Linked DNA regions of Homo sapiens: region 2 is linked to region 1. A link is an interaction called in ENCODE POLR2A ChIA-PET data of the cell type or tissue named here. Cell type or tissue: MCF 10A. All regions are shown on one strand. Links, peaks and the distances in the headings refer to the core of each region. The heading gives the core; the rest is flanking DNA. Region 1 holds the start of SPINT3 (serine peptidase inhibitor, Kunitz type 3). Region 2 overlaps WFDC3 (WAP four-disulfide core domain 3).

The links. Peaks named below come from ENCODE experiments on the same cell type or tissue, not always from the same donor. Only the 100,000 strongest peaks of a DNase experiment are listed, where the experiment ranks them.
Region 2: POLR2A ChIA-PET joins it to region 1 with 14 read pairs; 4 of 35 experiments call an interaction of 5 or more read pairs at or near these places.

What each region holds. Positions count from the first base shown.
Region 1 is chr20:45,513,757-45,525,893 of GRCh38, forward strand. SPINT3 (serine peptidase inhibitor, Kunitz type 3) reads right to left here and starts at 1,866. Exons shown (of 2, transcript NM_006652.2): 1 at 1,777-1,866. The coding sequence starts at 1,852. All of the region lies in intron 1 of LOC107987282 (a long non-coding RNA gene), which reads left to right. In MCF 10A, for the core only: no CTCF peak of the experiment used is centred there; a DNase peak (open chromatin) is centred at 4,735.
Region 2 is chr20:45,773,690-45,785,826 of GRCh38, forward strand. It overlaps WFDC3 (WAP four-disulfide core domain 3), which reads right to left. Exons shown (of 7, transcript NM_080614.2): 5 at 3,386-3,520; 6 at 1,728-1,913; 7 at 524-755. The coding sequence ends at 739. It also overlaps the pseudogene RNU6ATAC38P. Among named protein-coding and RNA genes, the nearest start is that of WFDC3, 12 kb to the right of the region's middle. RefSeq lists enhancers at 1,888-2,057, 4,261-4,555, 6,251-6,751, 10,154-10,323 and a silencer at 7,601-7,895. In MCF 10A, for the core only: no CTCF peak of the experiment used is centred there; a DNase peak (open chromatin) is centred at 5,502.

The DNA of each region.
Region 1 (12,137 bases), core at 1,655-9,654:
GGTAGCTAGTAGAATTTCCAACATTATGTGAAGAAACTAAGGCCAGATAAATGAAGTACCTGTCCTAATGTCAGGCTAGGAAGCAGTAGGACCAAGAATCAAACCCAGCATGGTTCGACTGCAAAGGCTTGCAGGTTCTCCATCCATCTTGGTTGTTGTAAAATGAGTGAATGCACAGATGAATGATCACACCTATGGTGGAACTTCAGGCAGCAGCCTAGGGCTTGGAAAGGTTCAGACTCTGTCTTATCCTCCTACCTGCAAGGCTGACGCTAAGGGTGCAGGAGAATGGGGAAGAGGCAGAATAGCTTATTCAATCCAGGTGGGAGGTGGAGGGGCATGTTCTTAAGACATCCTAGTCACTGCATCATCGGCCCTTAGACCCTTACAGGTGACTCTGTAGGGGCTGGAGTCCCATCTGCTCTTAGTTTTCTCAGTCTTGCTTCTCTGCTCTTCCATTCCATTAAACCAAAGGAAAATCACTTGACTTGCTTCTTTTTTATGTAAAGTAGATAATGACACCCTGTGTGTGTGTTTTGAGTGTGACAGAAGCTGTTCTAAGTGCTTTACAAGAATCTATTAAGAGCTAAGTTATACTGAGAGCTTGACATACATCAGACTATTTGATTAATAAAGCAGAAAAGATGGTTAATCTTTTTTTATAGAAGAAGAAACTGATGCTCAGAGAGGCTATAAATGATGTTCCTGAGGCACAGAGTTTGTAAGTAGAGGAGCCTGGACCAGAACCCAGGTGTGTCTGACTCCAGGAATGCTCATACTGTAAACCACTACATTCTTCTTACTTATGGCAGACATTTTCAAACTTGAGTATGCGTCAGAATCATCTAGAAGGCTTGTTAGAGAGACCCACCTCCACAGTTTCTGATCAGGTGGGACTGGGAACTAGCATGTTTCCAGTTGATACTGCTGCTGCTATTGCTGTCAGACTAGGGGACAAACTCGAGAACCACTCATCTATAAGGTTATTGGGAGGTTTAGAGTTCCATTTATGTCTAAGAATCTATCATTAATAGCTCCATGTACATACATGCAGAGAACTATGCTTGCACATGCAAGAATGTTCACTGGCACATTGACAGTGATAATCTCCAGAGGGTAAGATTTTGATAATTTTTCACCTTCTTTCTTACCCTTTTGTGTATTCTAATATGCATTTTTATACAGGGCATCCTACTGGCTGCTTAAAAATCTTGGAAACTGCTGCCTACCATCCCCATTTCCAGCAGATTATCTTAGCTATAACTGCACTTCATCTCCCCACTTCCATTTGCAGATTCCAAGCTTCCACAGAGAAAGTGGTCCAGGAAGGAGCCTTTTCTGACAAGTGCATCTAACTTGGCTAAGTCCCTCACTCTCAAATTCTGGCTCTGATCTCCTTTTCCCAACCTCTCCTTGCCTGCCACCAGCCCCACCCCAGACATTGAAGGCCCCTTTTCCTGCTTTACTTATTTCATTTTCTATAGCACTTTGATCATCTATCATTTGTATTAGGTATTGTATGTCTCTCTCCCATTAGCATCTTAATTTCACAAAGGCAGGGTCTCAGGCTCTTTGCTTTAACCTCAGCACCTAGGACAGTGCCTGGCACATAACTATGTGCCCAACATATGTCTGATGAAGTGAATTGAACTGAATTGACTCTCAATCCGGTAAGGTAAGAAATGGGCTCTGTTTGTGCTGCATCACCTCCCCCACCACCCCGCCCCCCAGCCTGATTCCCAGTCTATTCTTTGAGATCCCACATTTCATACCAACCTCGTGCTAGTTCTGATCGAAGCTCTAGGCAGAGAGTGAGAATCAGGAGAAACGAGAGAGAGGCCTGAAGCTGCATGGTGCCACTCAGCCAGTGGCTCAGCCTGGGGTTGCCATTTTAGGGAGAAAAGGGACCAAGGGGAGGAGCCTGGCCCCACATCCAGCTCATTCACCTTTAACTCAGGCTTTTCATGGGGCTGGGCTGCCTCAGGAACAGAGTGTTCAGCCAAAGCACAGCTTCACCTCTCTCCTCCTGGCCTTATCTGATCTGGCCACCCAGGCTACTTTAGTACCACTTCAGGGTGGAAGCCTTTTTCACAATAATAAAAAGACAGCAGCCATTTTTGAGTACCTTTCCTTTTCCAGGCACCATGCAAAATAGTTTTCACACATTGCTTCCCTTAAGTCTACACGGGAATCCCACAACACTAACACTCCCATTTTGTAGATGAGAGGAGGTTATGCTACTTTGACCATTGTTACATGGACAGCAAGTTTCAGAGACAAGACTGAGACCCCGGTCTGTCTGCTTCAGTGCCCTCGTATCACTCATTCATTCAACAAACATTCATCAAGTACCCACACTGCACCAGGCAAAGTATTAGATGCTGCCTCCATCCCATCTGGGTGCTCCCAGGAAATTATGGCAACAACACACACAAACACATTGGAAGTCAGAAACAGTCACCTACTTGGAGGAGGAGCAGATTCATTATATTTTAATAGAAATATCAAAAGCACCATGTAGAAGGAGGGCCCAGCTTTGTTTGCTTCAGAGGGTCATGGTCTCTAGAGACACACCCCCAGAATCCAGCACATTCCAACTGTCTCCTTTCCTTGACTCTCTAGAGATCCATTTTTTTTGAAAGACAAAGCCAGCATGCTTTAGGGAGATTTAGTGAGCCTCAGATTTAAAATTTGAGGTTGTGATGGGTCCAGCTATTCTTTTTCAAGAAGCATTCTATCATATATTTATTATTATTTATTTTTAATTGAGAAATAAAAATTGTATAAAGGCAGTCCCCAATTTACAATGGTTTGACTTACAGTGTTTGACTTTATGATGGTGCAAACACAATGCACAGTCAGTAAAAACAGTACTTGGAATACCCATACAACCATTCTGTGTTCACTTTTAGAACAGTATTCAATAAATTACATTAGATATTCAACACTTCATTATAAAAGGGGCTTTGTGTTAGATGATTTTGCCCAACTGTAGACTAGTATAAGTGTTCTGAGCAAGTTTAAGGTAGGTAAGGCTAAGCTATGATGTTTGGTAGGTTAGGTGTATTAAATGCATTTCAACTTCTGATATCTTCAACTTAGGCTAGGTTTATTAGGCTATAATCTCATCATAAGTTGAGAAACATTATATATTTATGAGGTACAATATGATGTTTTGAAATATATGTGTGTATATATATATAGAGAGAGAGAGAAATTTTCTCTCTTAGCAATTTTCAAGTGTACAATATGTTATTAACTACGGTCACCATGCTGTGCAATAGGTCTTTACAACTTATTCCGTCTGTCTAACTGAAATTTTGTACCCTTTGACCAGCACCTTCCCAATACTTCCCACCCCCAGCCCCGGGTATCCACCATTCTACTCTCTGCTTCTGTGACTTCAACTTTTTTAGATTCCACATGTAAGTGAGATCACCTGGTATTTGTCTTTCTGTCCCTGGCTTATTTCACGTAACCTGCAGGTTCATCCACGTTGTCACAAATGGTAGGATTTCCTTCTTTTTAAAGGCTGAGTAGTATTCCATTGTGTATACATACCACATTTTCTTTATCCATCCAGTGACGGACACTTGGGTTGATTTAAGTCCAGCTACTCTTGACCTGGGCAAGTCATTTAACGTCTTCCAGCCTCAGTTTTCTCATCTATAAATTGGGGTTAATTATGTTGCTTTAGCATACTTCCCAGAATTGGTGCAAGTGTTCAATAAATATTCAAATGCCTCACACATTGTGAATGCACACACAGGTATATGTCTTTTGCAAGGGATGCGTGTGTGTGTGTGGCAATGATGCCTTTTTGAAAATGGGGGTGCTAACTGGATCAGCAGCATACTTAGTTGCTACAGAAATGTTTTCCCCATCTTTGCACATTAGTTATAGCTCTTCCTTTTCTTTAAATTCCCTAGAACCATGATACTCATTCCTTGGCCATTGCTTTCTCTAACTATAGCTTATACAATTGTTGGTCGATCCTCTCATTATCTATTGATCTTTGCTGTTTACCCCACATTTATTTCCTTGAAGGCACTTCTGAAGCCTACATTGCAACATCTCTTTGGTATAACTTCTTTTGCACTTTGAGGGGTCCACCAGCATTATCCTTGATATCGCCTTTCTTAGCCCTCTTGGGTGATCAAATCTGTTCATCAGAAAACAAAATAATGATAGAAGGAAGAAATAAATAGACTGTCACTTGTTGTGCAGGCAGAGGAAAGGCGGGGGCGCCTATTGATGATCCTTGGCTGAGAGCTTCCTGCAGTGTTGCCTCCTCTGGGGCAATGGATCAGGAAGTGAGAAGCTGCCTTTAAACGTACTATTCAGGAAAGCAGGGGAGGGAGTGATACTGCCCCCAAGGACACTCGGCAATGTCTAGAGACATTTTTGATTGGGGGCATCTACTGGCTTCTAGTGTGTTGAGGCAGAGATATTGCTAAACACCCTATACTGCTCAGGACAGCCCTCACATTTGGCATCAAATGTTAATCTTGCCAAGGTTAGGAAACCCTGCAGAAGAGCAATAGATACAAACACTTTTTTAAAAAATTATAATAATATTTCCAACATTAACAGCATGATAAGGATCCAGTGCAGTGAGGGGCAGTGCCTGATGAGGTGTGTCTGTACTCGTTTGGCCAAACAGGCCTTGTGGGAAGGTGCAACAGGACCTGGCCCTTGAAAAGCTCATTCTGTACTCAGGTTGCCCTGGGGATCTTTGGTCATGACTCAGTGAATTGGCTCTTTCTCAGGAGATCTGGGTGGCAGTGTTATTGTAATTCCAGAAAGGGGAGGGCAAGTGTAAGATTTATTAAAAACACGTTAGAGCAGCTAGAAGGCAGCCCTAGCTAGTTATCTAGCACTTATATTCATTGCAGGAATCTTACTAACCCTATGTCAACCATATGTGTGTGCATGTATGTGAAAAATCATTACATTATTTTTTTAAAAACTTTAATAAATTCAGGAGCTACATGTGCAGGTTTGTTACATGGACATATTGCACAGTGGTGAAGCCTGGGCCTGAAGAGTGAATACTGTACACCATAGGTAATATTTCAACCCTGCTCCGCTTCCAATTCACTTACTACTTTTTTTTTTTTTTTTTTTTTTTGAGATGGAGTCTTGCTCTGTCACCCAGTCTGGAAGTCTGGAGTTCAGTGGCGTGATCTTGGCTCACTGCAGCCTCCACCTCCTGGGTTCAAGAGATTCCCCCGCCTCAGCCTCCCGAGTAGCTGGGATTACAGACGTGTGCCACCACGCCTGGCTAATTTTTGTATTTTTAGTAGAGACGGGCTTTCACCGTGTTGGCCAGGCTGATCCCGAACTCCTGACCTCAAGTGATCCACCCAGCTCGGCCTCCCAAAGTGCTGGGATTACAGGCTAGCGCCACCGAGCCCAGCCCCAATTAACTTACTTTTGATTGAGACCCATTAATTTGGCTGGTTTAAGGAAGGAGGAAGTAAATAAGGGTGGGATTTTGAAAGAATAAAGTTTCACCCTTCAGGTTCTAACCTCCAAATGACCTTTCTCTTTTGTAGAAGGAAGAAGGGGACTAACATCTTATGAGCACCATATGTCAGGCAATTCATTTAATTCTGGTAAAATATAGTAACGTTGCACCAGTATAGCTCTATTTCCTGCCCCTCCTTTGTGCTTTTGTTGTCATATATATTACATTTATGTCTATTATAGCATTGTTATAATCAAGAGAAGACCACATACACACACACACACATACACACACATGCCCTTATATACACATATACACACTTTTATATTTACATACTTACCATTTCTGGTGTTTTTCATTCCTTCCTGTGGATCCAAATTACCATCTGGGCTCATATCCTTTCAGTCTTAAGGAAAAAGTCTAGTCCACGAGAAGCATCACCTCCTCTCAGTTTTTGTTTATATGGGAAAGTCTTTATTTTGCCTATATTTTCTTTAATTCAAATTTTTATTGAGATAATTATAAATTCACGTACAGGTGTAAGAAATAATATGGTTTCCCCTAATGTTAACATTTTGAAATGTTTCCCTAGTTTCCCCTAATGGTAACATTTTGAAAATGGGATATATATATATATACACACACACATATATATAAATTCTTTTTACTATAAGGAATTGGCTCACATGATTGTGGAGGATGATAAGTCTAAGATCTGCAGTCAGAAAGGTGGAGACCCAGGAAAACCAATGGCACAGCACCAGTACAAGTCCATGGGATTAAGAACTGGGAGAGCCAATGATGCAAGCTCTAGTCTGAGTCTGAGGACCTGAGAACCAGGAGAGCCAATGGCATAAGTTCCAGTTCAAGTCTGAGTGTGGAGACAACCAGTGTTTCAGCTTGAAGCCAGGTAGGCAGAAAAAATATATATTTCTTACTCAGACTTTTATTTCATTCAGGCCTGCAACAGACTGGTCAAGGCCCATCCACACTGGGGAGAGCAATCTGCTTTACTCAGTCTACCAATTCAAATGTCAATGTCATCCAGAAACATCCTTACAGACAAACCCAGAGATAATGTTTAACCAAATATCTGGGCACCCCATGGCCCAGTCAAGATGATACATAAAATTAGCCATCTCAAGTCCATTACTTGTCAACCTGGCACCCATACATATCTCCTTAGACTATACTTAATCTTAAAATAAAGACTATTACAAGGTTATAATCCCACCTAACATGATACAATTATCCTGCAGACAATGGAAATACACCAACCCCTTTCCCAAAGAGAACATAGTTTTTGAGTGACGTTTACTCCTCTTGATATCTCATAGCTTAAAATTCTATGATGTAAAATGAACAATACTTAAGTACTATGAAATAAAGTCAATACATCTTATGTTGCATAATAAGGAAATAGGAAAGGGAAGAAAACAAAGATATTTGCTTAATACACACCCATATTCATAACAAAATAAGGAGGACTACTCATGACAATTACAGTTTTTGTTTCTGTAATGGTCACGTGGTCATAGCTGGTATTTATAACTACTTTTCCCCACTACCCATTCTGTATTGCCTTTGCCTTCAGCAAGCACCTCATCTGGTCATTGTTCTTTACCTGGGCAAGTGACCCAAACTTTCATTCTTGAAGGGTTTGGGCCATTTGCTAATGGTCCTGCCTGGGTTGGGTTGTAGTTTTCCATTGGCCTTAATCAAAGGGCATGGTAATATTAAGAGTTGCCCCAAGGAATCTTCCGTATTCCGGACACACTCTTCCTTTACCTGTATTGTGCAGTACTTCAATTTCCCCCTTGGTAGTCTGGATCAATAACCCCAGCCAACATAGTAATGCCTTTCTTTGCCTATTAATTCAGAGGCAGGAGGAGCCCAAAGTGGCCAGATGACAGTCTTAACTTTCAGTTCAGTGGAATCATTGTTGGTTCTCTTTGTGAAAGCAGGCCTCCTTTTGGAACTGAGACTTCTAGGGAAGCATAGAATAAGATCATGGGAATAGGAAGCAAAAATTTTGCTAGTGGGTCACCAGGGATAATAGTGAGGAATGCCTACTCCCATTTCCACTCTTTTATTCCTGGGCACATGAATCCTGACTATGGGAGAAAGGGTACCATATATTGGAGGCTGATTCAGAGCATCTACAGCCTGCAGGAAAACCTTGCCCCCCGTCCTGCAAGGTACTATCAAACCAGCTGCTTCAGGATGCTGGGAAATACAATAAGATCAGTGAATTCCATGAGCACGGGCCTATTGCTGTAATTTTTTTTTTTTACTGTGACATCAGTTCCTTGATAAGAAACAACACTGTGTGAAATACTATGACAGTGGATAAGGCGTTCCATAAGTCTACAGATGGTAGTTCTGGCAGAAGCGTTCCATGCAGGGAGGGCAGATTAGTGTTCAGAGTAAGTATCTATTCTAGTAAGAACAAAACACTGACCTGTCCCTGATGGAAGTGGTCCTTATCTGTTGTCTTACCTTCCTCTTTCCCTCCCTCCCCACCCCCTTTCCCATGCCCACACACTGCCCATCAATATTTTTTAAAAGCTCCCCAAATGATTCTAATTTTAGCCCAGGATTAAGAGTGATTCTCCTCTGACTTTCACATCTAATAATAACCCACTAGAGGAATGTTTGCCTCTCATCCTCCCAATCCTGGGCTTAGTGGGATTGGTGGTCTTAGTGCTCAAGGGAGGAATGCTTCCACAGGAAAATACTGTTGGGATTTTGCAGAATTAAGAGCAAACACTGCCCCTTGGATATTTTTGGCTCTTCATACCACTTAATCAAAAGAGAGAAAGGGGAGGGTGTCACTGCACAAGATGGGTGGTTAATCCTGATAACCAAGGGGAAATTGGGTTGCTGCTATACAGTGGAGGTAAGGAAGCTTGTCTATATACTAGTTCTCCTGAGAAACAGAGCCAATATAAGATTATGTGTGTGTGTGTGTGTGTGTGTGTGTGTGTGTGTGTGTGTGTGTGTAATTGGCTCATGCAATTATGTAGGCTGGAGGTCAAAAAGTCCCATGATCTGTCATCTGCAAACTGGAGACCCAGGAAAGTTGGAAGTTGGTGGTGTAATTTAGTCTGAGTCTGAAGACCTGAGACAAGGGTGTGAATCTTTGTTCAAGGGCAGGAGAAGATGACATGAGATGTCCCAGTTCAAGAAATGAGGCAGAAAGACGGGACAAATTTTTCTTTCTTCCATCTTTTGCTTTATTCAGGTCTCAGTGGATTGGATGATGCCCATCCACTTTCAGGAGGGCCGTCTACTTTACTGAGTCCACCAATTCAAATGCTCATCTCATCCGGAAACACCCTCACAGACAAACCCAGACATGATGTTTAATCTGGATATTTTGGGGCCCAGTCAAGTTGATGCATAAGATTAACCATCACAACCTAGAACCCAAGGGATTCATTGGCACCTCTTAGAACTCCTTTGTACAATAGTCTTGATCAATGAAAAACTGTGGGAACCCCATAAAGGAAAGATTGTGAAGGGCTCAGACTGCACAGGAATGAAAGTTTGGATCACCTCGTCAGGTGAAGCACTCCATCTGACTGGCAGAAGGTAATGGAAACATAGAAAGGATGCCAGGAGAAGGCAGCTATGGTTATCACCTTGAACTTCATGACCAGCCACACAGAGGGGGTCTGTAGTCGCTGTTTTATGTTAGTTGTCTCTTTCCTCCCTTCTTCCACAATTGAATATGAGGAACATTGGTGATGGCTAGCATTTTAGCTTTTGGGTATGTGACCAACTGACACCCACAATGATTTGGTGACCAGGAGGACTCATGCAACCCCGTAATGGGACATGGACTTTTCATGCGGACAGAACCCAAGAGTGAATGTTGAGGGATGGATTTGAATTTCTTTCTTTCCCCTTTTGAACCTACTTACCCCCTCTTCTGTGCCCTGCTTTATACCTCAGAAAACCAAATGTATGGGTTGTATCAACGGTTATCTTGCTTTCTGGCTTCTCCTTGGAACCAGCCCATGGGGCACAGAGGGAGATTAGAGGAAAGACTGGGACTAAGGTTTGGGTATTTATTCCCCATCTTCCTCTGGTTGTGTCTCCACAGTCTGCATGGATGCCTCAATTTGCTCCTTTCAGGATACCCCTTCCATATAGATCTCTGTTCCAGTAACCAGCCCCTCCCCTTGGTCCTTCACATTAAGGGGTGTTTTATTATACGATGCATTTCCATTCATTCAACAAATATCCATTGAAGACCTCTCCTGTGTCAGGCACTAGTAAGAAAAAGGCACAACGCTTTTTCCTCGTAGAGCCTAATGTCTAGAGGGGAGAGAAACATTGAATAATGTCACAATTAAATACATACCTACAGATTATGATAAAAGCTATGACAGAGTTAAGTACAAGATCTGCGATGAAGATTTGAGGTGAAGGGAATCCACACATGTGGACCAGCACATGTGAGTGCTTTGGGGGCAGTAAGGAGCTCAGTGTCAGCTTTGCTGACAGTAAGAGGGAGAGAAGCTTGACTTGACAAGGTTTCTCAGTGAATTAGCTCTGGGGAGGGAGTTGTGGGAAAAAGAGGAGACTCCTTAGACATGAAAAGTAAAGTACATTGGAGTTAAACATACTTTTGGCCTCTCCATGTCCTCCTTTTACTTTACTGCTGAATTGAAAGAACACCGAAGATGTGCTCATTTTGCTTGATGAATTAATATGCTAAAGTAGGCAGTAAAGAGGAAATCAGTAGCAGGGAGAGAAAATTGTGCAAAAGGACAGAAATGATGAATCATGAATGATGCACTCTCTACTGGACAATACTTAGCAGAAATAGCAAATTAAGAAGGATGGGTCTTTAGAATAAAAGTTAATAGCAGAAGGAAGCAAGAATGTGCAAAATTATGATGAATCAGAAGTTTTGTGACCTACATTTAATAATACTTTTCAGGAATGTGATATTAAATCAGGAGTATTAGACCAGTAGTTCCCAAACTCACACGGCATCAGAATTACCTTGGATCTTATAAAATCATGTTGTATACTTTAAATATACACAGTAAAATTTTTTTAAAAAGGAACATTATATAGAATTTACAAAAAAGACTTACCTTGGGAGCTTAATTTATTTATAAAGTTTAGTTTTTTGGGAAGGCTCTAGAATCTGAATTCTTGGTGTACTGGTACTAGTGAGCTACTGCCTCAGGTGATTTGGCTAAAAAAAGAAATCCGTGGCTTATCAATGATAGACAATGTATTAAACAAGTACTGAAATGCATGCCCATTTTCTTCAGCATCTGCTGTTGTTATATGACATCTGAGATATCTTAGGACAGCCCAGGTAGCAGTACTTGTTGATTTTGAAATGTAAAGCTCACTGAATGGGGGTAGAAATTTCCCTCCAAACACAAAACCCAGGTCTCGATGACAATTAGGTGGGCTCAGTTCTCCCTTCCCCATGATTCAGCTGTGGAGTGCAGCTGGTCTGACAAGAGGCAGGTGTTGGCAAGGAATTGGATCCTGAGAGGGGTGTGGTCTACAGTGTTTTGCTGGATCTTCTCTTCCTCTGGGTAAGACAACTTACCCCAATCCTCATTGCTACCACCACTGATATCTTTATGAAAGTCCCTGGGGTTGGGGGGATGAGAGCCAAGGAAGTGCCACAGGCAAGTCTGTGGTGGGGGAAGCAGTTACCCCTCCAGGCTCTGGATGCTTCTTGTTCTTCAAACCAGCTGCATGGTACCTCCTCAGAGATGCAGCTGGCCATGCCTCCCCACCTAGTGGACCAAGTACCATTTGATCCCTCAGAGGTCTCAACCCTGGCTGCAGAAATTTTAGAAGAAGAGTGCCAGTCACACAGCTCCCACCTCTCTGTTCCCCCAGAGGTGTGAGCACTATGTGTGCCTGGGCCCCTTGTCTTAACTCCTGGGTTCTGGTAACCCCAAATCTTTTATACTCCCAAATCTAGGAGTGAGGGATTCTAATATTCATGTAACCAATTCTCAGTATTAAATCCTCTCTGAGTGAAAGCTTGGCTCTTTCAGTTCTTATACTGGGAATACTGGTTTTAACTCCCACCAAGACTTCCCTAGTAGGGAGTCCTAGTAGGAATTAGATTTAGGTACTGAATATTAAAAATCGAAATCACAAATAGTCACTATATCCATCCTGATTTCCAACTAGTCTGTGGGATCTGGCAACACTTTGCCACCCTTCAGACCTGGTTAGCTCCAGTTTTGTTACTCATTTGCTGTGTGATTTTAGACAAGTCCATTTCCCCTACTAGAAGCTTCCATTTGTGTATGTGTTTTTAAAAAGAGAGGGATTGGGGCTGCTGGAGTTTTCTAGGCCCCTCAGCTTAGACACTCCCTGCATTTCCAAATGATTTAAGCTTCCTCTGGGCATTTTTGGCTCTGGAGACAGCTCCAAAGAGAGAAGAAGGAGAAGAAGACGAGAGGTCCTGGATATGCGTGGTACCATGGGAAACACCTGAAGATTCCACTTGAGATGTCTTCTGGGATCTAATGGACAGAGTCATGAGCAAACAGTCAGTGATAAAGAGACCCAACGTACTCCAGCCCCACTGAGGTCTTGCAAGGCAGGGGTTCTCAGTGCTCAGCCCTGAGGGCTTTGAGTTCATTCTTGAGCAGAGCAGTGATCAGATACT
Region 2 (12,137 bases), core at 1,683-9,682, 260 kb after region 1:
CCTGAGAGGCAGAGGTTGCAGTGAGCCAAGATTGCGCCACTGCACTCCAGCCTGGGCAACAGAGTGAGACTACATCTCAAAAAAAAAAAAAAACTAGCCACTCACCCTTGTTCCACCCTCAACCCACATTCTCCAATAAAAGAAAGAAGGTCAGCAGGTCTAAAAGAGACTGACCTCCACCCCCACCAGGGCTTGAGAAAGACATCTATGGCAAGTCACTCTCAGTTTAGTTTCCACCCTCAACCCACATTCTCCAATAAAAGAAAGAAGGTCAGCAGGTCTAAAAGAGACTGACCTCCACCCCCACCAGGGCTTGAGAAAGACATCTATGGCAAGTCACTCTCAGTTTAGTTTCCACCCATCTCTTCCCTAGCCACACCCAACCAAAACCCATTTTCAGTGTCCTCACAAAGAATGGATTACCCATCTGTCCTAAATATGTAAATCGTACAATCCCACAGGCACACACATACCCTCTAGCTCTCCCATATCATCTGAGCCCTCAAATAGCACAAACAAGAGGTCAGCACCAGCCTTTATCGGGAAAGAGAAGCACCACACACCCACTACCCAATCCAGGGCTATTTCCCATGCTCTGGTCAGCGGCAGGAGGAGAAGCAGAGCAGAGAGGGCCATGAGTGCCCCTGGAAATGTCACAAGCCCCAGGATGTCACCCTCTCTTGACTGCCAGGAAAAGCTTCCAGAATTACCAAAGAAGCTCCAGACAAATCAGCACAGCTAGGGCACCGGGATCTCTGCAAGTAGAAGAAACATCAAGTCACAGCTGTGCCCTCCTGGCTTCAGCTACCTGAAATGTTTTCCCTCCACCCTAGGAAAGCTTGGCCTATATTGCTCTCAAAAGTCTTAAATAGCTCCTTGCTTCCCAGACAATCCAATCCAAACTGGCACTGAAGGCTCTTATTATTCAGATGTCAACCTTGTATCTCCTGTTATAAAAAACTGGAATTATGGTCGGGCACAGTGGCTCATGCCTGTAATCCCAGCACTTTGGGAGGCCAAGGTGGGTGGATAACCTGAGATCAGGAGCTCGAGACCAGACCTGGCCAACATGGTGAAACACTGTCTCTACTAAAAATACAAAAATCAGCTAGGTATGATGGCAGGCGCCTGTAAATCCCAGCCTTGGGAGGCTGAGGCAGGAGAATTGCTTGAATCCAGGAGGCAGAGGTTGCAGTGAGTCGAGATTGTGCCATTGCACTCCAGCCTGGGTGACAAGAGTGAAACTCCATCTCAAAAAAAAAAAAAAAAAAACTGGAGATACGTCTGTTCCTTTACCCACCCTGCCCCCACTCCTCACCTCCCAAACATATCCCACACATTCCCACCCTGTGTTCCTTTGCCAGCAATCACCAGATTGCCTATCTGGCATGTCCCTGTGCTATCCTCCCTTTGTCGCATCTGCCTAGCCTTAAGCACCTCAATCAAATCCCACCTCTCCCACAGAGACCTTCCCAGGGAGCCACACCTGGGAACAGGTGTAAGCCTGTACTGTTTATATGAGGGTTCTCATCTGGGACACAGGTTTGCCACACCTGAGAACAGGTGTAAGCCTGTACTGTTTGTATGAGGGTTTTCATCTGGGACATAGGTTCTTTCTCTCCAACTAGACTTTTCCTGACCTTCTGAAGTCCCCTTCCCAGCACCTAAGCCAGTGCTTTGCACATAGCAGTTGTCTGTTATTGTTGATGACAATGGACTGTACTCACCTAATTCGGAATCAGACCTCACAGTCCAGTTGGGGTTCATGGTCAGTTTTGGGGGCAGGACTGGTGGGACACAGAAGCGGCCACAGCCTGACTTGCAACATTTTTCTCCAGCTTGACAATTCTCATCCATCACACAGCCAACAATGCACAGGCCCACCAGAACTTTTGGACAATCACCGCCCCGCCCTGTGGGAACAACAGGCACAGGAAAAGGGACAGGGCATCAGCTCTGCCATCTCCATGTTCCCATCGTGAACTTACACACAGAGGCTCTAGGTCAATCAACCCCTGACCCTCACTAGACCCAACTAAACTGGCTGGGAAACCATGGCGCTGGAGGATCTCAGAATCTTTAGGAACCCAAGAGACCTCTGAGCCCAGAGTTTTCAAATGGTGCCCCAAAGGGAGTTCCCAAGAGGTAACTCAGGGATTGACACCTCTGCAGGTTTGGGGTGGGGGTGGGTGAAGTGTGGCAGGGGCAAGCCTCCCAGACCACTCCCCCTCCCCCTATGCTCTGGATTCATAGTGTCACTTCTTCACGGTGGCCTCCTCTGCCACCCTAGACAAGGTTTGATGTCCCTGCTTTGTGCTCCTGTAGCACCCTGTATGCTTCCTCTCATCAAACTTTATCATAATCCCTTATTTAAAAGGAATATGTCTATCTTGCCTGATGGGCTATAAGCTACATACGGACAAGAGTCTGTCCTCAGCCTTGAGCACTGCCTGGGAATCTAAAGGGACTAAGATAGCACAAGGGTCAATGATTCTTTAATGGAGATCCACAGTGCCTGGCACTCAAAAATATTTGTTTTTTTAAAATGTTGAAGAAAAAAAGGCATTGGAACAGGAATGCTTTTATCTCTGTGTGTGTGTGTGTGTGTGTGTGTGTGTGTGTGTGTGTGTGTTTCCAGCTGGGCGTGGTGGCTCACGCCTGTAATTCCAGCACTTTGGGAGGCCGAGACAGGCAGATCACGAGGTCAGGAGTTCAAGACCAGCCTGGTCAACATGATGAAAACCCATCTCTACTAAAAATACAAAAATTAGCTGGGCATGGTGGCGTGTGCCTGTAATCCCAGCTACTCAGGAGGCTGAGGCAGAAGAAACCCCAGAGGCAGAGGTTTCAGTGAGCCAAGATCACGCCACTACACTCTAGCCTGGGGTACAGACCAAGACTCTGTCTCAAAAAAAAAAAAAAAGAAAAAAAAGAAAAAAAAAAAAAATATATATATATATATATATATATATGTGTGTGTGTGTTTCCAACTAAGATTTCATTTGGGGCAGGGGAGAAGCTTTTTGTTAAAAATTAGATCTGAAAATCAGGATCTTGGGCAACTCCTTCATTTTACAGATAAAGAAATTTGGGCTCAAAAAGACGGGTTTGCTTACCTAAGGTCACAAAGCAAAACCTCAGCAGAATCAAGACCAAAAGCCACACTGTCTGTCTTCCAGCCCAAGTAGTTCCTACTGCCCCACAGTGCCTTCCCCCAGTTCTTTTAATGTCGACAGGGCCCCTCGGCCCTAGAAGAATGGGTTGCTTTGGGTTGGGGGACCAGAGGGACAGGAAGGATGAGAATCCTAGCTCCTCCCAGGAAGGGAAAGAGAAGCACTCTTCTCAGGAAACACTCAAGGATTTCTTCCCAAAAGAGCCAACATACCTCCCTCAATGTCTCCGAGGCAGGTGCGGCCACAGCCGGTGCTGCAGCATTTATGCCCCTGGGGACAGGATGCATCCCCATCACACAGCTCCTCACACGGAAGGGGGTCAGCGGGACATTCACCACCAAACTCTGCTACATAATCAAAGCATTGGAGCCCAGAGACGCTCACAATATGAAACACATTTTTCATTGTGTCCCATGTGTATGTTTATATATAGTTATATATTTATATACATATATAATGTAAATATTTATGTGTATCATGTATCTGCAATACATCTGATTTTTTTTAAGACAGGGTCTCACTGTGTTGCCCAGGCCAAAGTGCAGTGGCATAATCATAGCTCACTGCAGCCTCAAACTCCTGCATTCAAGGGATCCTCCCACCTCAGCCTCCTGAGTGGCTAGAACTACAGGCACATGCCATCATGCCTGGCTTATTTATTTATTTATTTTGTAGAGACAGGGTCTCACTGTATCACCCAGGCTAAAGTACAGTGGCACAATCATAGCTCATTGCAGCCTGAAACTCCTGTGCTCAAGGGATCCTCCCACCACAGCCTCCTGAGTACCTGGGACTAGAGGCACAAGCCACCAGGCCTGGGTAATTTTATTTATTTATTTTGTAGAGACAGAGTCTCACTATGTTCCCTAGGCTGATATCAAACTCCTGGCTCAAGTGATCCTCCCGCCTGAGCCTCCCAAAGTGCCAGGATTACAGGCGTGAGCCCCCCCACCCAGCCCACCCTGATATTTTATATTCTAGTTCTTATTTTTCCTAATTACTAAATTGCTTTCAGGACTCACAGTTTGAAAAACACTGTTCAGGTCTAACCCACTGTGGCCAACATTCTCCCTGAATTCTCCCTGTGGCAGACATTTACAATGGTGGCCTCCAGTGAACTTTACCTCCTGGGATTCAGGCCCTTTTGTAGTCCCCTTCCATACCTACTCTGGGTTTGACCATCTGACTTGCTTTGACCAATGGGACATTAGCAAATGTAATGTAAGCAGAGCCTTGATAAGCACTAGCATACTGGGGCTTGTCCACTCAGAATACTTCCTCTTGGAAACCAGCCGCCATGCTATAAAGCAGCTTGAACTACGCTATGGGATGATGAGATGCCCCATGGAGACAGAACCTAGAAGAGAGGTCATCCTGGACGTTGTGGCTCCAGTTGAGCTCCCTGCTAAGCTCCCAGATGAATGCAGCTAAATGAATGACCACAGCTACATCATGTGGGTATATGAACTGCCCAGCCAAGCTCAGGCAACCTACACAACTGTGAGAAAGAGTAACTATATTGCTTTAAGTCATGAAGTTTGGAGATGGTTTCTTATGCAGCAATAGATACTGGATACCAAGTTTATTCTGAGAGGCAACAGGTCCAGCTAAAATGATTTGTTTCCCCATACTCTCTTGCAACAAGGGGTGACCACAAACTAGGACATAAACTGGGAAACTTTTGTATTCCTGACACAGGGAATACCCCTTTCAAACTGCTCCCTCACTTCTTTCTTCTTCCAGTCCAAAGATAGACATTACACAGAGAGGCAGAGTAGCCTTCTTTCAATGAGGAGGCAACTCAGCATAACGAAATGGTCAAGAATTGCAAAGAGGTGTTGTATGAAAGGAGAGAAGGTTAGCACTCCCCTCGACAAGGATGGAAGAGGCCTTTGGGCCTGACAACATGCATATGGTTCAAGCATTGCCACCTACTTTGTGGCATCTAACCATCGTCTTTTAAAATAAATAAATAATAAAATGTAAATGTAAAAAAAAAAAAAGAATTGCAAAGGAGAAAGAGGGAAATAGTTTCATCCTTGTTAGCATCATGGAGCCACCATCCCAGCCTCAGGAATTCTTGTTATATGAGAAAAACAAACCCCTATATGATTAATTTTCTGTTGTGTGCAGCCAAACACATTTCCTATGAAAATAAACTCAGAGAAGAATCTTGCCCAGAACTACAGAGTGAGTCAGCAGCAAGGCAGGACAACACTCAGCCTCTTGATTTGCGGTAAAGTACTTTTTCTACTACACTATCCTTAAAACATGCAGGCAACTGGCCAGGGCCCCAGGCGCAGGCACACCCAAAGAAGGCCACATCCAAACCAAACCAATTCACCATGACTCATTCATCTTAGTGTTTATTTCAAGCTTCTTAAGTAAAGAGAAAGGTGACAGGCAATTAAAGATTTCGCAGAAAACCAAAGCAAGACTGGCCCAGTGCCTCTGAGTAGGAACAGGTAAGTATGATTGCATACAGCTGGCTCTGGGAAGTCTGCCATGATGGAAAAAGCAAGTATTGGAATCCAAGGAGAATACATGCAGCTAAACAACCCAGGCGTAGTAACCCTGTATCCTGAGATTTTCCTGAACAGCCCCTATTTCAAATATCCTGTGCTACTGTGAGATCACATCAAAACTATGTGTCCTGATTTTTGACTCAGAAAATGTGGTCACTGTAACCACCAAATGCATCTCCCTGCACCTCCCCACCTGCTTGACAAACACTGAAATCCATTTAACAAGGAACAAAAGCCTTCTATCTCACAGCTGAGAAGGCTGGGAGTAAAAATCTCCCTGGTGGAAAAACCCGGTGACATAAACATCTCATAAAATTATGCCATGTGCCCTAGAAACTGGGAGTGCCATACGTCCCAGATTTCACCATTTTGCTGAGCTTGACCTTGAGATGACCAATGCCAGGAGCTCTCTGCTACTCTCTGCCCTCGTCCTCAAGACCAGGCATGGAGCACTTACCTCTACCCTTTTCCAGGCCAGGCTTCCTGGAGGCCCAGAGGGTCACAGCACCTCGCTTTTGACCAGTGCCCAGCAATGCCACCCAGTCTGACACCCTGCCTTATATGAATCCCTGCCACGTGATCCCTTTCTCTCAGCTCTAACACCTGGAATTAATGGGGCCTCACTACCTCCAAGCCAGATTATGCTATCCTACTTAAGCTAGACAGCCTTTATACCTTTTTTTTTTTTTTTTTTTTTTTGAGACAGGGTCTCGCTTTGTCACCCAGGCTGGGGTGCAGTGCCGCAATGGTGGCTTACTGCAGCCTCAAACTCTTGAACTCCTGGGCTCAAGCAATCCTCCAACCTCAGCCTCCTGAGTAGCTGAACTATAGGCACACACTACCAGGCCCAGCTAATTATTTTTATTTTTTATAGAGACAGGGTCTCACTATGTTGACTAGGCTTGTTTTGACCTTCTGGCCTCAAGCAATCCTCCCGCCTCAGCCTCCCAAAGTGCTGACGTCACAGGCATGAGTTACCATGCCTGGCCCTTTGTACCTCTTTATACTGACCTGAAATCTGGCTGGGCCTTTTCCTATCCCCAGAGACCTTACAAAAACCTGGCGGATGCCATTCTTTCAGGCAGGATCCTCTGTCTTTCACGATCCTGGCTTTGCCATGCTAGGTAAGGTCAGTTCCTCATAAGACATGCTCCCTAATCACCTCACAATTAGCTTACCAGGAATCAGGAAGAGAAATAGGAACAGTAGCCAGAATGGGGATGACGGTTCCCCACCCTCTATCAGCACCCATCCCAAGACTCTAAGCTATCACCAAAAAAGGAGTGAAGCTGAAGCCCAGGAAATACTCACTCACAGTCTGTCCTGCTGCCTCAGCTCCAACCTGCCACTATGTCTGAGAGAAAGATGCCAGTTGTTGTTGGAAAAGTAAAATTTCAGCACTTCTTAACCCAAGAAGGGCCCTCTGAGCTAACAAACTTACTCCCCTTCTCTTGTAAATAGAGAGACAGACAACTAGAGAGAGGGATTGGCCTGAGGTCAATGGTAGCAGAACTGAGTCACAAATCCCCAGCTCTGATATAAGGTCTCATGCCCTTTAAACCACATCATGGGCCTGGCTCAGTGGCTCATGCCTGTAATCCCAGCACTTTGGGAGGCCAAGGTGGGTGAAACACTTGAGGTCAGGAGTTCAAAACCAATCTGGCCAACATGTTGAAACCCTGTCTCTACTAAAAATACAAAAAAAAAAAAAAAAAGCCGGGTGTGGTGATGGGTGCCTGTAATCCCAGCTACTGGGGAGGCTGAGGCAGGAGAATTGCTTGAACCTGGGAGGCAGAGGTTGCAGTGAGCCGAGATCACACCACTGCACTCCATCCTGGGTGACAGAGCGAGACTCCATCTCAAACACACACATAGACACACACACACACACATCATCATGATCCCCTACACTGCAGCAAGGATCACACAAAAACCAAGAAGCACTGGGACTCACTCTGCCCAGTTCCACCAAAAGAGAAGATCCAGTGGTAGATAGTTTTAGAGGTTAGGAAAAGTTATCCACCAGTGTGTAGGCAGTCCTCAAGACCACTTACTTCCAGGTTCAGTGATTCATTAGCAGGACTCAGCGTATAGTCATACCCATGGCTATGATTTATTACAGCAAAAGGATACAAAGAAAAATCATCAAAGGGAAAAGTCCAGAGGAAATCAGGTGCTGATTTTCAAGAGTCCTCCCGGTAGAGTCACAGGATGCACTTAATTCTTCCAGCATGGAATTATGACATGTGTGAAGTGTTTTCTACCAGGGAAACTCATTAGACACTCACTGTGAAAGTTCTCTACTGGGGGCTGGTCACTTAGGCACCCTCTGCCTAGCACGTACCAAGATTCCAGACTCTCAGAAGGAAAGCAGATGTTCAGCCTAAACCACAATGTTTACACAAACAGTTTAGGCACAGTGAACCACTCTTATCAGTTAGAGTAGTACAAATACCCACAAAATCCAAGTTCCCAGAAGCCAGCCAAGGCCCAGCCTTGCCAGCAAGCCTTTTTAAGAAGAGCGGTCTCAGGCTTGTTATGTTAACTCTTTTCTGTACAACCTGCAGTGAGGTTTTAGAAAAGGGTCAGCCAGACACCCAGGGAGGCCATGCCATCAGCCCACGTAAAAGATAATACATATATGTTAATAAGCAAAACAGAGGGTCACAGGGGATCTGGAGTGGTCAGGTTTCATACAGTGGGGAGGTGAGCCATGAGGAGGCCCAAGAAGACAACTGTCAGGCCAGAATCAGAATCTTCACTCCAAAACCTCTTCCCCCAGGTTGTCCCTGTCTCAGTAAAGAACACCACCATCACCCAACTGCTCAAGCTGAATATCTACCACCCTTCTTGATACCCCGTCTCCCTCAATGCCTGCAGCCACTTACTTGTTCACCCAGTCCCATTAATTCTACCTTCACAAACATGTAAGCCTTCCATTTTTCTTTTTCATTGTTATTGGTTTTTTGGGGGCTTTTTTGTTTTGGATTTTTTTTTTCTTTTTTTTGAGATGGAGTTTCGCTCTTGTTGCCCAGGCTGGAGTGCAGTGGTGCGATCTCGGCTCTCTGCAACCTCCACCTCCTAGGTTCAAGCGATTCTCCTGCCTCAGCCTCCCGAGTAGCTGGGATTACAGACGCCCACCATCATGCCCGGCTAATTTTTGTATTTTTAGTAGAGATGGGGTTTCACCATGTTGGCCAGGCTGGTCTCAAACTCCTGACCTCGTGATCTGCCCGCATTGGCCTCCCAAAGTGCTGGGATTACAGGCATCAGCCACTGCGTTCGGCCGCCTTCCATTTTTCTATGTCTGCAGTATCTCCAACCCAGTCTAAGCCCCGATCATCTCTCCCAGCCTGCCACAATAGCCTCCTAACTGGTCTTCCATCTTCTACACTTGCCCCCATCCATTCTTCATATACTGGCAGAGTGGTCTTTTTAAAATGAAAACTGGACAAGGCCTCTCCTGCTTTTAAACCCCCTCAAAGGCTTCCTATTGCACTTAGAATAAAGCCTAAGAGAGAAGCCCTGAAGACCCCCGAAAGTCTGGGCCCTGCCTACCTCTCCAACCTCAAATGAAAGCAGCCTCCTTCTCTCTTCTTCCTTTACCTTCAAAGCACTCATGACTCATCATCATCTTGGGGTTATTATGTATTTGTTTTCTTGATTATTTCCTGTCTGTCACACTATATGAGCAAGCCCCAGGGTGGCAAGGACCACGGCTGCCTTCCTCACCACTGCAGACCCACATGCCAGGTAGGGTAGCCACACTCAATATACAGTGAATACATGAATAAGTGGGTGAGTAAACGGATAGGTCAGGCATCAGATAGGTGGGGAGGCAGAGAAGGGGCGGACCAGAACACAGAGGTACTTGGCATGACCATATGAGCTCTCTTGAGCATTATCTGGCAGGTTTACTGCAGACTTTTTTAAATGCATTTCTGGCCGGACACAGTGGTTTGTGCCTGTAGTCCCAGTTTCTCAGGGAACTAAGGCAGAAGGATCACCTGAGCCCAGGAGGTTGAGGCTGCAGTGGGCTGAGATCACACCACTGCACTCCAGCCTGGGTGATAGAGTGAGACCTTGTCCCAGATAAATAAATAAATAAAATGCATTTCTTCTCAACTGCATTATCACTCTGGGAGCTAAACATCCTTATCCCCATTTTACAGATAATAAAAGTGAGATTCAGAGAAATGAAGGGACTTGCCCAAGGCCACACAGCAAGCAAGCAGAAGAGCCAGGATTCAGACCCATGTTCAGACTAGAACAGTGTCATGAGAGCAGGACCCAATGTCTGCCCTTGCCCTCAGGCAACCTGACTGAACCTCCACTTTGCCAAACAGACCAGCGCTGGCTATGGTAAACCTCTGGCAATGTCAGAGCTTAAGGAAAGCGAAATTTTTCATAGCCCTGGAAGGAGAGCTTCCTGTAGAGTTGGGTATAGCAACCAGTCCTGTTGGGTGAGTAGCCTAGCCCTCCCCTAGGGCTGGAGCTATACAAAAGTAGTTAACTACCAATGCAGTAGCCAGTATCACCTCCCACCAGGCTAGGAACCCCGCTCAGCCCAGCAGGCTCTGGGACATCTGCGGGAGATCACTATTCTAGCCTGCCTGCCAAGCTCCAGTGGAAAAGGAAGCCCTATCTGGGCTGGCCAGGGGCCAGAGCAGCTCACAAAGGTACTGTGCCTGGGTGCCAGCCTCGCCCTTAGCCCCTACAATTCAGCCCTCAGCTTCAAACACTGGGAAGATTGTACCAAGCCCTACATGCCAGCAGTCAGTGACCTGCCTGAGACAGATTCCCAGGCTGGTTCCAGAGCTGGGCCTCAAGAGTCCTGGCAAGGAGAACAACCTTCCATTCTCTCTAATGGGCAGGCTGCCCAAGATAGCTGCCTAAGCCGGGCACAGACAGACCCAATGGGTACCAGCAAGGGGCCTCCTACCTGGAGAGGTTTGACTGGAAGGAAAAAGGTTGTCACATGTTACAGGGCTTCAGGTTCTGAGAGGAAGTGATCAGGGAAGAAGAAAACCATCCTGGTTTTGAATAAAGGGGCTGGTGAGAAATTGTACTCCTGCTGGGCATGGTGGCTCACACCTGTAATCCCAGCACTTTGGGAGGCCAAGGCCGGTGGATCACCTGAAGTCAGGAGTTTGAGACCAGCCTGACCAACATGCTGAAAAGCCGTCTCTACTAAATACAAAAAATTAGCTGAGCATAGTGGCACATGCCTATAATCCCAGCTACTTGGGAGGCTGAGGCAGGAGAATCGCTTGAACCTGGGAGGTGGAGATTGCAGTGAGCCGAGACTGCACCACTGCACTCCAGCCTGGGCAACAATAGCGAAACTCAGTCTCAAAAAAAAGAAATTGTACTTCTGACCCAGGCCACTTAGGAGGCAAGAGGAAGGAAGTTAATATATACTGAGGGCAAAACACTTTACATAATTTGAATAATTACAACAAGCCTTCGAGGTTTATTCTTCCCACCTTACAGAGAAGGGAACTAAGGCTCAAAATTACTTGCCCAGGGACCTGCTGGCCAGTAACTGGCAAACCTCAGGCTTGAACCCAGGACTCCGACAACCCAAACCTAGGATTTTCCACTCTAACATCCACCACATGCACTCAGATAAGAGAATGATTCCAGTTCCTTTAGAAAACATAATGAGAAATATTCAAAACAGCAGAGAAGAAAATAAAATACCTAGGCATAAATTTATGGAGAAATATTTTAACACTATAAAACACCCTGAAATATGCAAAATACACTTGATCAACAGGGAAGGCATAGGATTCAACATAGGCCAGGCACAGTGGCTCATGCCTGTAATCCCAGCATTTTGGGAGCCAAGGTGGGCAGATCACCTGAGGTCAGGAGTTCGAGATCAGCCTGACCAACATGGCAAAACCCCATCTCTTCTAAAAATACAAAAATTAGCTGAGCATGGTGGCACACGCCTGCAATCCCAGCTACTCAGGAGGCTGACGCACAAGAATGACTTGAATGTGGGAGCAGAGGTTGCAGTGAGCCAAGATCACGCCACTGTACTCCTGCCTGGGCGACAGCCTGTCTCAAAAAAAAAAAAAAAAAAGAACATTTCAGTACCATAAAACAGGGTAAGAAAAAAAAAAGATTCAACATTATAATAACAGCAGTTCTCCTTAAGCTAATTTAATTTATATATCTAACATCACTCCAGTGAACGTAGTCTTGGTATTTGGGAATGATGGAAGAAAAATAGATAATATTATAATAAAATATATTTGGAAGCACAAATAAGCAAAAGTAGCCATGAAAATCGTGAAACAAGAGGAAAATAGGAAGGGGTTAGACATAGAAGACATGCCATCAATTTCTAATATGTTTTAGGGGCCTCTCAAGGGAATGGAGAAGGAATAGAGCAGAGAGCCCTGTCACTTCTACCTCCAAATTTTCTCAA